2 separate regions of the Mus musculus genome follow, and region 2 is linked to region 1. Evidence: chromatin loops called from intact Hi-C (ENCODE). Cell type or tissue: heart. All regions are shown on one strand.

Region 1 (8,000 bases):
GCTAATCACTGTAAATGTTAAGCTGAAGGTTAGCTACACTATGCTCCATGTTTTGCATATTTGTGGCTCTCAATAATTTTGTCTTGCAAACAAAAGTTTTAAAAAAGAATAGTATTTTTCAGCATTTGTTATAAAGCAGTACACAGGCCCGCAGTTGGTTTCAATGTCAAATCTTTCCAATGACTCCAAATAAATAAATGCTTGGGTGTGCCAAAAATAACACTGACATGGAAAAAAAATCTAGAAATCCTATACTTTCAGCAGTAAACTACTAAGATTACCAGATTAGTAAAGATTTGCAGTTAGATGTTAAAATTGCAAGTCAGAGCAGTTTTCAATGACACCACCTGGAAATAAGGGGAAAAGGAACTGTAAAGCTGTAATTTTGATCCTAAAAATCTTAGCCTCAAAACCAATCACCACACCTTGAAATTCTCATTAATATTTACATAGTGATGCTTTCTTCTGCCTGCCTAGCTTGTTCTTTTGAGCACTGTTACCATTTATCATTTCTTGAACACTCAGCAATGCCTGAGATTCGCCTGAAATTCCCTCCCCGGGGGACACCACTCAAGGCCACACAAACAAAGCACAAAGAATAAGCTGCTTAGGAAATGAACACCGAAGGCAAAGCTGCAGAGCACATTCTGAACTCTTCTTAAAATTAGGTTACAAATTCTAAATTCTAAATGAAGAATAATCATTCAAACTGAAGGTCCGTCTGCCTCTACACTGGAGACTTAAAGAGGCCGAAGGGGCAAGGAGAGTTCTAGCAAATCTTTTCAAGTTCCTGTTGGCAGGAGGGAGGTGCAAAGTGCAAATGTAATATTTAATAAGACTTGACTCTAGGGACCGCAAAGATGGTTCAGTGGTTGAGTGTTTGCTGTTCTGGAAGAGAGCCGGGGTCCAGGTCTCAGCACCCGTCTGGGCCGCTCAGAGGAGCAGCTCTAGAGATCTAATACTCTATTCTGGTCTCTGTTGGCACCTGCACTGACATGCACACATTCACATGTACACAGACATAATTAGAAATAAATTATTTTTAAAAAAGAGTTTGAGCCTGGCATAGTGGCACACGCCTTCAGTCCCCTCGTTTGGGAGGGAAGGCAGAGGCAGGAAGATGACTGTGAGTGAGTTCCAGGTCAGCCTGATCTACAGAGCTTTTCTAGACCGGCCACAGCTACACAACGAGGGTTCTCTCAAAGGATAAATAACAACTTTGAACCCTTTGTATGTTAACACATGTACATAAAAGGAGTTAATCCAGCAACCACTACCCAAAGTGGTGTGCTATGAGGAGAGGAATATCAAAAAGGTTCCACCTCCCATCTGCTATACACATTTGTAGCAAATAAGTAATGTTTAACTTTATGAAGTTAAACAAGAATGCATTTTCATTTTAAAAATTACCCCTGTGAGCCAGAAAAATCAAACTACTGAAATATCAGTTTATAAACTATTGATTTTACTTTTCATAATGATTTCTTGTCTCAAGTATGATTTTCCCCTCCTCCTGTTTTAAATGTTTGGTTCTCTTACTGTCTAGTTGGAATTTTCAACTCCATAATAAAGTTATTCCAAGCTTGCTTCCCAACATTTTTACCAACTTAGTTTATAGAAGATGCATAGTATTTATTAAATATAAATATGTCACACTGCTGAAAAAAAAAAGCCTTGGCTTTGATACCTACCAAACATTGAATTTAAAGATGATGGAGTACTGAGTTCTCCTATTTAAATTAAGTGGGAATGGAATGTGCTGAAAGCCCACATGCCTGCTTAAGAACATAGCAGTCTCCCACCAGAACACGTTCTCATTCCCCAGGGCCTCACACGGTCTACACATGCTTTAAGTTTTACTTTATTTTTAATATTGATACACAATTGCCTCTATGTGCATTATATACAGTACGGTCCACTTTTTTCTGAAGGGTTCTGTTCATTACTTTAAAAAACATGGGGTTGGGGGTAACATGGTGGGAACCAATGTCCTGGGGGAATATGGAGCAAAAAGTAGCTGAAATGACTTCATATAAGTTACAATTATTTGACCTTTCCAAAGTCTTGTAAGTATTATTAATATTAAATTCTGCCTCAACTTTAAGAATGAAAGCCAACTTATGCTCTTCAGAATTTGAAAGACAAGTAAGACATTAAAAGGCTCTTCAGTTAGAAAATCTTTTATATTCACTGTATATGCATGAAAAAAGGTTATACCTTTCATGACAAAACTTTAGACTCTTGGGCTCAAAAATTTCTCTCTCCCTGTGTTAATCTTTAGAATTCTATTTTATTTCTTTCTCTGTAACAATCATACATAAAACCAGCTTTACCATTTCCCCCCCTTTTCCAGGTTACACTTTATCTCAAGTAGATTAGAATCCGCATTAGCTGCATGTAATAGGATTCCAGGATGTAGGCAGATGTCTAGCTGTCACTGACGATCTGTCTTGCGATCAGCTCTTTCATTATTTCGTTGGTACCACCGTAGATCGGCTGCACCCGAGCATCCACGTAAGCTCTAGATAAATTAGAAGATAGTGTAATTCATATAGAAATGGTAGAAACTTTAAGCCCCATCTTTCCAGATAACTATTGGTTAAGGAACTCTGAGCAATAGGAGCCTCTTATAAATAACTGACTTTTCATGGACAGCATTCATACTAGGTTGATACAGTAAAAGCCACTGAGACATTACATTCAGAATAACGCTTAGGTACCCTGACATAGCTTTGTAAAGCTGAACTTATACAACAAACAGCGACTGAAAACATCTACATTTAGTTATGCCTGGAACATCTTAGTGTCTTCTCTTTTAGTTGCCCCAGAAAGTTGAAAGCCACTGACCTTAGGGGTTAAAATAATAAATTACTTATTTCTAGACATTCCTTCTCATTCCATCTCTACAACCACCACCTAATGTTTTAAAAAGTTACTTCTCCCCCCGCCCCCAAAGTTAACAAATAGCCTATTCTGGGGGAAATGTCACAGCTGGGATTCAAATCCTAAGGGACTGAGCCCTCAGAGACACACAGACACTAGCACTCAGCCAGGACTTCACTCCTCTGTCTTCCGATGCTGGGAAAGAAGTCTGACTAATACAGGAACTGAGTTCAGGGTCTTGATGGGAGAGCGCTCCCCCACCGCACCACACCCCCAGCCCAGGCCTCGCTTTGACGGCTGTAGGAGTAGCCAATGTATCCGTTTTCACCCTTTCTCCTTTCTCTTCAGCCCTCTAGAATCCAGAGGGATAAATATTACTGCTTTGCAGGTTTAAAAAAAAAACAAAAACAAAAAACAAAAAAAACAGAGAGAGGCTGATGTAGTTGCTAATTAATGATCACCCTTTTCTGGTGACATAACAGATAACCGTCAGGCTGGAACAAGAATGTAGGTGTCTTGCCTCTTTGGCAAGCAAACTTTTATTAGGTCACAATACTTTCATTGTCCCAGTCCTGTGAAACTAGTTATTGAGCTCCAGACTTTTCATGGAAGGAAAATGTACAGCCCGTTCTCAAATATATGAGTGGGGCTCTAATTATTTAATTTCTGAGATAAAATTGCTTGTTTCTCAGAATATGACTAACTTTGAACTTACACTTTTCCACATTTCCCGGGGTGCCTTGCAGATAAGTGGGTCCTCACTGAATATTTACCTATTCGATGAATGGGGGGGGGGGACTCTAAGTACGTTTTGAAATACGTAAACCCTGCCCCCAGCCCCAGGAAGATTTTGTTCTCTACAAAACCAAGCACTCGCATCTTCTGAAGACCTGCCTGGCACTCCAGCCTACCTGGACAATCCCAAGACTTCAGACATTTTTGAACTGGGCTGGGCATTTCTTTTTTACATTAAAGTAGTTCTACCAGGATATGTAATGGCAGACCAGCAGGCCTTTCATAAGTTACTAATTAAATTTACTCTACTAACATTAACAGAGAGAAGCAGGAGAGAAATGTTTAACTGCAGTGAAGTTCTCTGTCCCAGCTTCTCTCCGCCTAGAATGGCTAAGAGATCTCCAAGGGTCTAAAGCTAAACCTAACGCCTAAAACTAAGATCAGCTCACGTGCCAGGAAGTAACTATCTAAAAGTTCTAAAGGGGAACAAGACAACTTTTTAAACCCTACAAAGCTCCTGCCTCAATCAGTTCTCTATCTCTTTCTCCCCCTACCCATCCCTACACTAATGATGTAGCTAAACCTGGGGCAGATGTAAGAATCAAAAGTTGGATGATTTCTTTAAATCAAAGTCTGTACACTGTAGGCACATACTGTCTAATAGGTAACTAGCTTTTGTGATATCAGGATTTCCAACATCTTTGGGGACAGAAAGAGCTGTCTGGATAAAGATTCACATACTCTTTGAACTGGCAACCCAGCCAAGAGTGGCTATTATTATTTAAAGGAGTTCAAGTCTCCTGAGCTGAAAGCAGAAATTATAATGATCAATCCACAAGTTATCTTGCTTATTTAGAAGCAAGGGACTCTAAGAAAGCAGGCACTGCTGCTATGGGACACGCTAACCTCATCCCAGGGTAGTGGACCCCTCGACTTAGCATGCCTTTCTGAGAACGTAAACGAAGCCACACATGCCTCTGTTCCCAGAAGGAGTTGTTACAAGAGCTTGCACACACAGATATAAACATCCATTACCATTTTGCTTCCAAAGCCCTTTTATAAGATGGATGAGCACTTCAAAAACAAAAAAATGCACGGGAAAAATTCCAGTGATGGTAACCTTTGGGCTAGCATAATTCAAAAACACAGCTGTATTTCATGACTACACAGGATTTTAAAAGGAAGCTCTGCTTGTGAGTAAGGTCTGCTTGAAGTAGCTCTGGAAGTCTAAGTCAAATGATTTATTTGGAAAAAAATCAATTTCACGCTTATATTCTCTCAAAAAGAGAAAAACACTTGATTGATGGTGAGTTTTATGAAACTATAAATTATAGCTATCCAGTAACTAAAGCTTTTAAGCTGTGTGGTAACTATAGAATTAGCAGGTTGTACCCACACAGGAACTTCTGTTCTTAATGAAACGGCAATAAAAAAAAAAAAACCTCATGTTCCATAAAAAGGATTAGAAGTACAGGGAACAGCTCTAGCTAGGCTTGCTGGGATGAGGAAATCAAACGCTGTCAGGCTAACAGTGTTTATGTCCTTGATAGTTTTCCGAACTACACAAAGCACCCAGGTAACAAATGCGGAACGTCTTTGGAAGCCTATAGCATTCCTCCTTGCAGATTCAGAACTGAAGTGGGTGTGTATGAGCAGTCGTCAAAAACTTCCCTGGGCAATTTTCCTAAGTTGAATAGACTGTTAAGTAAGAGGAAAAATACGTTCTACGATTATAAGAAAAACGTGAAAGAGAGGCAAGAGTCTGAGAAGAGCTGATGAAGAGGGAGACGTATGGAAGACACTGCAGCTGTAGCTGTCACTGTTTGATCTGAGGAAATTTATGTGTAACCCAATAAAAAGAAGCATAATAAAAATTCCATTCAGAAAAAAAAAACCTTTTATATTTTTCAAGCAAAATAATTACTTAAGGCATGGTATGTTAATTCTTCTACTATGTAAGTGGACCATTCTGTATTGCTTTTTCTGTTTGTTTGTTTAAGTAGCTAGAGATAGTGGCCAGTGGCAAATTGCTTGCCTAACACATGCACAGCCCTGAGTTCAGTTCCTACGATGGCCAGTTCTGATTATTAACTTGACAACATCTGGAAACATCAAAGGCACAAACTTCCAGGTATAATAATGAAGAGTAATGTAGATTAGGTTAGCCTAGGGGCACACCTGTAAATTGTCTTGTTTGGGTTAACTGAGGTAGGAGACTCACTCCAAAGTTAGGTGGCACTACTTAGGCTTGGGTCCTGGACTGCATAGAACGGCAGCCATCGGCTGAGCAGCCGCATCCTTCACACTCTGCTTCTGAACGGCAGGTCCAAACTGCAAGCTCCTGCAGCCAGAACAACCCACTCTGATGGGCTTTAGCCTCCAACCGGCAGCCGAAGGAAACACGTGTCTCCCTTCCATTGCTTTTGTCAGGGAATCTTACCACACCAGTAAAAAAAAAAAGTAATTCAAAGAGAGAGTAAGAGAGAGAGAATAGGAAGAAATGAAGGAATTCATTTTCTAAAAATGGACTATCTTGCCGAGTGGTGGTGGCGCACGCCTTTAATCCCAGCACTTGGAAGGCAGAGGCAGGCGGATTTCTGAGTTTGAGGCCAGCCTGGTCTACAAAGTGAGTTCCAGGACAGCCAGGGCTACACGGAGAAACCCTGTCTCTAAAAACCAAACCAAACCAAACCAAACCAAACCAAACCAAACCAAACCAAACCAAACCAAACCAAAACAAAACAAAACAAAACAAAACAAAACAAAACAAGAAAAGCATCAAGGTAAGGAGATGGAGAAAGAGGAAGAAAGAGTTGTGCATCTGGGTGGGTGGGGAGGTGGGGAGAACCTAGGAGGAGTTAGGACAGAGGGAACCATAATCAGAACATACTGTATGAAAACATTCCATTTTTAATTTTTAAAAAATCACATAAAATATAATTAAGGAAGGAAGGGAGGGAGGAGGAAGGGAGAGAGAGACAGACAGACAGACAGACAGATCGAGCATCATAGGCTGAATATGGCGGCACATACACACCATTAATCCCTGTCCTGAGGCAGAGACAGGTAGATCTCTGTGACTCTCAGGCCAGCCTGGTCAGACAGGATTACAAAGTAAGATCACAAACTCAAGTGACAGCATATGCTGGCGAAGATGTGGAGGTGAGGGAACACTCCTCCATTGCTGGTGGCAGTGCAAACTAGTCTAACCACTTTGTAAATCAATTGGGCATTTTCTCAGAAATTTAGGAATAGTTCTACCCGAAGACCCAGCTATACCACTCCTGGGCATATGCCAAAAGATGTCCCACCATACCACAAAGACACTTGCTCAACTATGTTCATAGCAGCATTATTCATAATAGCCAGAAGCTGGAAACAACCCAGATGACTCTCAACAGAAGAATGGATACAGAGAATGTGGTTCATCTACACAATGGAGTACTCCTCAACCACTAAAAAAAAGTCATCATGAAATCTGCAAGCAAATAGATGGAACTAGATGGTTACTGAGTATGGTAACACAGACCCAGAAAGACAGGAGCCTGACATAACTGTCTCCTGAGAGGCTTCACCCAGCAGCTGACAGAAACAGATGCAGAGGCCCACAACTAAACATCAGGCAGAGCTTAAGGAGTCATGTGTAAGAGCTGGGGATAGGAGTGAGCAAGCTGGTTAGCCTAGGGGCACATCTGTAAATTGTCTTGTTTACAGAGGGGTTAAGAACACCACAAGAAGAATCAAGTAACCTGGGCCCATGGGTGCTCACAGAGCCTGAACCACCAACCAAACAGCACGGGCTGGACCTAGGCCTATACATTTGTAGCAGATGTGCAGCTTGGTCATCATGTGAGTCCCCTGACACTGAAGTGGGGCTGGGGGTAGTCTCTGACCCTGTTGCCTGCCACTGGATCCCCTTCCCCTAGCTGAACTATCTGATTGGGCCTCGATGGAAGAAAATGTGGTTAGTCCTGCTGCAACCTGATGTCCCAGGGTGAAGTGGTCCCTAGGGGTGTGTAGGGGTCCTTCCCTTCTCCTCAGACAGTAAGGTGTTAATGGGGGGAGGGATTTCTCAGGGTGAGACTGGGAGAAAAGGAAAGAGAGGGCGCTATAACTGGGATGGAAAATAAATGGAAAAAAAATCCTATCTCAAAAAAAAAAAACAGAAGAAGAAAGAAAACAGAAAGAAGAAAAGGAAAGGAAAGGAAAGGAAAGGAAAGGAAAGGAAAGGAAAGGAAAGGAAAGGAAAGGAAAGGAAAGGAAAGGAAAGGAAAGGAAAGGAAAGGAAAGGAAAGGAAAGGAAAGGAAAGTGCTGTAGAAGCGCCCGCCATACTTACTTTGCAATCGGGTACTCCCACATGTACCCCCAGCCTCCGTGGAGT
Region 2 (8,000 bases), 95 kb before region 1:
AATAAAATTCTCTGTATACAGTGAGACACAGAAAGCAGACATTTAAGTTGGGAAGTGTTTTCTAACCACAGCAGTTTATTTGTCTCCATAGAGCAACATCTTTCATGTTGTCTCTGTAAAACCACAAATTACTAAAGTTTTCTTAATGTAAACCCTTGTTTATTCTAGAGATATTGTCACTGAGTGAAGAATTTGTTCCTTCAGATAGTCTGTGTAATTACTACTGCAATTATAAAAGCTGATGGGTTTTTTTGTTTGTTTGTTTTCTTTCTTTGCCTTCCAGAGGTCTTAACTGAATTCAGGGTTCAATGTTTGAACATTGAACAACCTACAGCGTCCCTCCCAGCCCTAAAATGACTAGATTTTATTATAAAACCCACTTAACATCTATTTATTTTCCTCTGGAATTTTGCAGGTAGATATGTTTTGCCTGGAAATAATGTTTGCTTTCTTTCGATACTAAATATACAGCTTTGCAGACAGTGAGAATATGCTGATTTTTGTCATTTCATATTGCTTCTAAGCATAGTGTTCATTCCTTTTCAGAGCACTCATAAACAGTTTAATATAATTTCCTTGAGGTTTTATTATATGATTTTTTAATTTAAAATTATTAAAACCAACTACAGTTTATTGTGATTTTTGTTATGAAATAAGTGTATAAAAGTTTTTACTCAGAAAAAATCCTATACATTAGAACGGTTCTCAGATCATTTCATGATTACACCCTTCCTAATATAAGGAAGATAGACTCTATTGTGTGGTTTTGACTAGTCTCTCTCTGGGGTTGACCTACATTTTTTAACACTACAGTTGCTTTTCTGTTTGTTTTCACCTCCTCAGTGCTCTTGATGAGTTATGCACTACATTCCGATTGCCGAGTCTACTATATAACACTAACTTACAGTGCACTAAATCTCCGAGCTGATGCAAAGCATTGGGATCCTTGATTTTACCATATAAGAAGGCTGTTTTCTGTTTATAGCTTTTTCTTTATAACTTTTGTTCATTCATTGTTTATTCATTTTCCTCCTCCCACTCTTTCTCAAATTCCACCCTTTCCCTCCCTGCCTCATGTCAAAGAGCCTCAAACAGTAGGCAATCAAACATGCTTCTCTGTGTGGATGTGTGACTCATGGAAAAGTATTAACGATTAAGGATTTGCATTTATTCTTTTCTTAAATTTTATTTACTCAGAATGTAAAAAAATGAATGTAGACAATGTAAAAGCATGTACAAGCACACACAGTGTGTGAATGGGACATACCAGGTGGCGGTGATATGAGACAGTCACCTACAAATTGATTTTCAGCAAGCTCTCCTTTCATGTCGGTCTTCTTGAATAAGGTCTCAAAATGAAGATGAAGGGGAATTTCTGAAAAAACAAAGGAAAACAATTATTTTTGGTAAACACCATTTTCCACAGCCTAACACTAATTTTCTTTCCTTTTTATAAATAGCACATAGGCTTAGGGAAAAAATTTACACAATAAGAACTTTGAGAAGTAAACCTTCCCAAGAAGGTTAGTAAGCGTTTTTCAGAATGTTATGAGTTAGGTAACATTCTAAACGAGCATATGAACAGTTCTGAGGTCTCCCTTTAGTGTGTAAGAGTAGTCAGTGTAAATGTAACAGTCTTCTCAGAGGAATGGTCACAAATGCACCACAAGGTTTTTACAAAAATATTTAAAATAATTAAAAATGATTTTTATATTGTGCTAGTTGTTACACAGAAACACTTCTATAAGCAGAATGCATGAAACGACAAGTTTCACATTATGAGTATAACTAAAGCTACTTATATAAAGACTAACATCCACCAAGAAGTTCTCTTCCTTCAGACAGAGACTTATGGATATTCAGTTGAAAATGCTGGTATATTTTATACTCAAAGAGAAGCCAAGGTACAGATAAGGTGTGTATAATGAATTCATTCTTTAATGTGTGTGAGAGGGGTGAGTTTGTACAAGCGCCACAACATGGGCAAGTGAAACTCAGAGGACACCTCCCTCATGGAAGTTGGTTTTTCCTTCTGCCATGTGGGTCCCGGGATTGAAGTAGGTTTGTCAGGCTGTGGAAAGTGCCTTTTACCTGTTGAGCCACCTCACATCAAGCTGCTTATTAGTCAAGAGTTTTTTCATTCATAACTGTAAAACCTGGGTCAATAAGATAGCTTAGAGATAAAGACACTCCCACCAAGCATGACAACATGGTAGACAGAGAAAACTGACTCCAGAGAACTGATCTCTGGCCTATACACACATGTGGCATGTATACATCTGTAACATCGAAACACATAAAAAATGAATAATAAAATAACTTTAAAAAGCATGAATAGACACATATATTTTCCCCTGAGAAACATTTTTAAGTGTTCTTTGTTTTTAAACCTATTGAATGTTTTGCATGCAATACACAGAATTATTTATGAACGATTCTATCAGGAGAGACTGAAGCCGTGTCTGGGTTTCACACAGTGAGATGAACTGCTTTCTCAACGGTTGTGATTTATTAGTGTTTTTTTGAGACAGTATCTCACTATAACCCTGGCTGTCCTGGAGCTTACTATTTGGGTTTAGTTAGCCTCAAATTCACAGAAATTTGCTTGTGTACCTCCCCAGTTCTGAGCTTAAAGGGATGCATCCCCTTGCCTGGCTCAGGGCTTTAAGGACAAGTCCATGCATACATACAAAAAAGTATAATTAAAAGTCTAAGTATCATGGAATTTGATGTAAAGATGAAAAGAATTAAATGGGAAAAGAAATTAAATACTGTGCTTTAAAACACTGTTGAAGCTTTTTCAAGATTTTGCCTTCCAGTTGCCTCAACATAACCTTGTTCCTCTAAAGACTTACAAAAATACCATCTGTTCTACCACCGTAAGTGTTGGAAACAGAACATAACTGGAGATGGCCTTGTTCCTATGTACCTTCCTAAAGTACCTTTTGGCCTTTTAGTAAAGTTATTTTGTTAATATATGCATATATTTTATATTTATATACTATATTAAAACTAGAATATAATTATAATGAGGGACTTATTTATACTTCTAGCACCTTTTTATTATCAAATATAAGTAGGTATTAAGATTTTTGTCAAATGCAAGCAGCTTTAACTGATAAATATAAAGGAGCTGAGCTTACTAGACTAGGATGCCTTAGATCTAAAGGATATATATAAATATATAGTTATAGATATTGATATTATTTCAGAGTTCCAAAATTTAGAATGAGGCTATCTCATCTCTCAAATCAAGAGAAAATCAAATTACTTAATAATAAATCAATATAAAGGATAATACGTGTGTGAGTCTGGGGATCAGTTACCTCAGCTGCTGGCTCCAGTGTTCAATAGCTGAGTTATCTTGAATAGAAAAACCTCCAAGCTTAATATGCTCATGTGTAAGATGAAAAGGACAGCATAATGTGTTCTCATGGGGTTATGAGAATTAAACAAAATATCCAGTGTGCTTAGTACACATTAATAGTCCAGGGCTACATAGTGAGGCCCTATCTCAACATAACCTTGTTCCTCTAAAGACTTACAAAAATACCATCTGTTCTACCACCGTAAGCAATCTCCCACAATGCAAAAATAAACCAAAAACTTTCAAATATTGCCTGTCTTTATAAGATGATGTTTCATTATAGAAAATATTCAGATTTTTATGAGGCAGCTTACCTGATGGCAATGACAAAACAGGATGGAAGGAGGAATCGAGTTTGGAAACCTGTTCTCTTAACAGGTGAGACCTGGAACTCTGTTCCCAGTTGTCCCAACTGAACGGTGATCCCGTGTAAGGCGTCTGTGTGCTACTTAAAAATGCTTCTTTTGAAGGTAAAGTCTGCAAGAAAAAAATGTCAAACTTTCACTTTTTGCTTTAAGACTTAAAAAAAAAAGGACAGGTGAAATTATAATACAGTATATAGGAGAATAAGAGCCTAGCTTAGTAAGTCATCTTGATATAGAATGAGATGTATGGACTGTACATCTAGTGCTGTGGCTAGAAAAGCCTTCTGGGTCTTTCAAACTGAACTTATTCATGAAAATAAGTCTTTGTGCCATCACAGTGAAACACAGTAAAAAGAAAAGAGTCCATAAAACTGCTTGTCTCTTCTACTTTGTCCATATTCAATTCCTTCTACAAAAGCTTTACACATTTGGGACTGGAGAGGTGGCTCAGCAGTTAAGAGCACTTGCTGCTTTTCTTGAGGACCGGGCTAAGTTCCCAGCACCCACATCAAGCAGATCACAGTCACATCTAATTCCAGCTCCAAAGGATCTAACACCCTCTTTTAGCTTCCTTGAATACCTTGCATACACGTTGCACACATACACATATACATATACTTTTAAATTATATTTTAAAAGCTTCACACAGTTTTGTTAGAAGTTTTCGGTTAACATTTTTATTGCTTTATAAAAGATTTAACTTTTTTTTTTTTTTAGACTTTTTAAATTGCGTATGAGTGTCTTGCTTGAATGTGAGTGTATGTTGCCTAGGAAGCCCAGAAGAGGGTGATACTCAGAACTGGTGTTATGTAGGCTGCAAGCTGCGGTGTCTGTGCTGGGAACTGAACTCAGGTCCTCTGCAAAAACAAGCACGCTTCACTGCTAAGCAATTTCTCCATCCCTATTGAAGGTATTTTAAAATGAAATTACCTGTTATATATTCAGCATATCTGTACAACTATGCCAACTTCCTTAGTCTACCAGTGTCTTTATAGTTTCTTTTAGTCTTCAGTAGATGAGAATCCAGATGTATTGTCCATATGTAATTCTGGTTTGGATGTTTCAATTCATTCTAAACCCTTTGTTACTTGGAAATGTTATCCATGCTAAATGTGCTCAGTCTCATTAATAAATAGCAAAGGGACCAAAGGAGATACTCTTGTTTTGCAACTGGTTATAACAGGAATGACATAACAATTTCAAATGTTGTATGTGGGGCTGGAGAGAGAGTTCAGTAGCTAAAGAAAATCTTTCCCAAGGAAGGATAAGAATCTGATTATACCCAGTACACATGTAAACTCAAGGTGTGCTAGCAGCTATCAGTAACCCCAGTGCTCAAAGTGGTGACAGGATGATCCTGGGGGCTCTATGGCTACTCTAGCCTATTGATAAACTCTAGTTTCAGTAAGAGGCCCTAACTGAAACGATAAAGTAGGCAGGGCTTCTTACTACAGTGGTCTGAAAGCTTACAGTCTACTTCCAGACCTGTCTTAACAATGCTCTTTTTGTGCGAGGCCACCTCTCCTGGATAACTGTTGCTACCACCCTTTGTCAAAGAAAGCTCTCTTAACAACAAATGGAGACCATCACAGAAAATCGTAACTACAGCCAATGTAAAGATCAACACATCATAGGAATCTGCAGGATAGTCAGCCATGAAACCTCATGCATACACGAAAATGAACTCAGCAGCAGGTTATATATATGAGGTTCTAGGGAAGGTAGTTGAGAAGGGCTGAAGCAAAGGGAGGCGAGAAAGTGACGTAAAACTATTTGAATGAAAATAAGACATCAACCTCTTTTCCACCTATACATGTATATTGCACACCACATGCACACATACATATACCTCCACATATACAAATAAAACTTTAAAGATGGTTTAGTTGTTGGAGTTTTTTGGTTATTTGTTTACCAGGATATATTCCCAGTTTGCCAAAATGTGTTTCATTGTGGATTTTTTTTCAGAGTCTATTGAAAATCACTATATTTTCCCAGGTAAATTGCGTTAATAATAAAGGTTAACTCTACCTTGGATTAATTTGAAGAGTCTTAGGGGTGTGAAAATGTACTTTTTCAAAGACTCAACGATTGGTCTTTTTGATTTTATATATGTTTGTTTTATATTTCACGGATCCCTGCCTTTCTTTAGGATTAATGAAGTTCCTCTGTTAACTTATTGTTTTACATTTTTCTGTCTGTTATTTCTGTGTGGTGCACAGGGTGGTGCATGTTCATGTCTGGGTGCATTTGTGAGTGTAGGTGTACTTACCATGTATACATGGGATGAGGCCAGAGGTTGATGTCAAGTTGTCTTCCCCCATTGCTTTCCACTTGTTTACTTGTAAGACAGTGTTATTCAACCTGATGTTGACCAGCAAGACAAAAACCTCTCTTTTCTCTTCTCCCATCATGAGCCACCATACTTGGCTTGTTATGTGGCTACAGATTTTCATAATGTGTGACCTTAGTCTTTAAGTAATGTAAGCTAGATGGCTTGTAAATAATAGAAAGTTCCAGAGGCAGGAAAGTCTTAAATGACAGTGTTGACTGAGTCTGTCTGTTGATGGCCTACTTTATTCTTCATAGATGTCTGCTCACATAGCAGACATATAGTGATAGCTCTCTGGAATTGAGTCAATCAGGTCACTAGTGGCCCTAATTTTAAATATCACATGGAGGGTGAAATTTATATATGTGAGTTTGGGGAAATTAATTCAATGGAATTCCACAGTGGCTCTCAAGGAAAAGTTATGTCTTGATCACTTACAAAATGCATTCTCTCTCCCAAAATTTTAACTCACTCCTTGTATCCACTCAAAAGTTAGCATTTCATGTAAAGATATTATCAAGTACAAGTAAGGGTCAAGATTCAATTGCATTTCATTCAATCCAACTCCCCTTTGACAAATCCCCGTCTATCTGTGAACCCAACACATTATATACTTCAAAAATAGAGAGACAGCACAGATATTCTCATATATCCAACCAAAAGAAAATACTTGTACAAAAACAGTCAGCTTCAAAATATATCAGAAACATCAAAATACCCTGTAAGAATTAAAAAGAAAGAGAGATAATATACAAATTTGTACTTATTGTTGGGAGATCTGAAAAGTAAAATATGTGTAAGGATATAAATGTCTTGGTCAGTACTATTAACTAAGTGAAGCTAATTAAAGCGCCTATTTAAAAGTTCACCCCACTTTCAAGTGCACATCGAATATTTATATGAACAGTGCTTTTACACTGACCCACAAAACAAATCTCAGTTACTTTCAAGGCCTGACGAGTGTTGGAGAGATGGCTCTGAGGTTAAGAGCATTTAATTGCTCTTGCAGAGGATCAAGCTCTGGTTTCTTTCCTAGCACTGACCTGATGGTTCCCAAGCACACATGACCTGAGTTTTATGGTCAGATACCCTCTTCTGACCTCTGCAGGCACTGAATGCATACAGTACCCACACATGCGGACAAAACGCAGCCACATGAAAGAGAGAGAGAGAGAACGAATGAATGAACTAAAAGGCCTGACTGAAATCATACAAAATGGCTTTTAATCACAAGACAAATTTGAGATAGCAATAGTGTGGTATTTGGAAATTATTATATAATTAATATAATTAATTATAATCTATAATCAAAGAAAATTCATAAGAAGTAAGAAAATACAAAGAAGCTAGAAAAAGAAATTAAGCCTCAAGTGGGCAATATGCGCCATGCCGATCTGACTGTCCCGTTTGACTGGCTAGTTATCTTGTGTCAGAGCATATATAAGACTGTTAACTCAGGTAGTCAGAATATTTCTGATGGCAATGTAAAATGATGACCAAAAATCATGACACAAAAAAGTGTACAATAATATGTTTGCAGCTTTTATTAATATAGTGCCAACTCAGCAGGAACACAAATAAGCAATAGTCACACCATGTAGTCATTGCTTTTTGATCTCTGTCCTCTGTAGTCCCTTCCTATTTCCTTTCATGCCTCTTGAAATCATTTCATTGCATTTTATCTAGATTACTCTATTTTTATTCTTTATTACCCAACATACTGTAAGATTAAAATATTTGAATCTATATGGAATTGTTCTATTCTTCTAGTTCTCTTTGTCTATACTGGAGCCATTACTGAGGACATAATACTGTAAGTCACAGTACTCATTCACACTCTTCCTTTTTAAATGTACACTAAGCTATTCATAAATTTGTCATTATACATATGAATAAGTAACTGAGTTTCAAAAGTATCTTGCTAAGTTTTACTGAG

Evidence for each region. Hi-C counts contacts between places; a loop is a spot of excess contacts. Peaks named below come from ENCODE experiments on the same cell type or tissue, not always from the same donor. Only the 100,000 strongest peaks of a DNase experiment are listed, where the experiment ranks them.
Region 2: it touches region 1 in a loop (2.2-fold over the local background); 5 of 42 quality-filtered maps call a loop at or near these places.

The regions. Positions count from the first base shown.
Region 1 is chr1:66,829,007-66,837,006 of GRCm38, forward strand. Acadl (acyl-Coenzyme A dehydrogenase, long-chain) reads right to left here. Exons shown (of 11, transcript NM_007381.4): 10 at 7,956-8,000; 11 at 1,833-2,521. The coding sequence ends at 2,428. Among named protein-coding and RNA genes, the nearest start is that of Kansl1l, 15 kb to the left of the region's middle. In heart, no CTCF peak of the experiment used is centred here; no DNase peak of the experiment used is centred here.
Region 2 is chr1:66,734,370-66,742,369 of GRCm38, forward strand. Kansl1l (KAT8 regulatory NSL complex subunit 1-like) reads right to left here. Exons shown (of 15, transcript NM_001122738.1): 7 at 3,682-3,844; 8 at 1,268-1,375. Gm46093 (a long non-coding RNA gene) reads left to right here and starts at 3,844. Exons shown (of 2, transcript XR_003947842.1): 1 at 3,844-8,000. In heart, no CTCF peak of the experiment used is centred here; no DNase peak of the experiment used is centred here.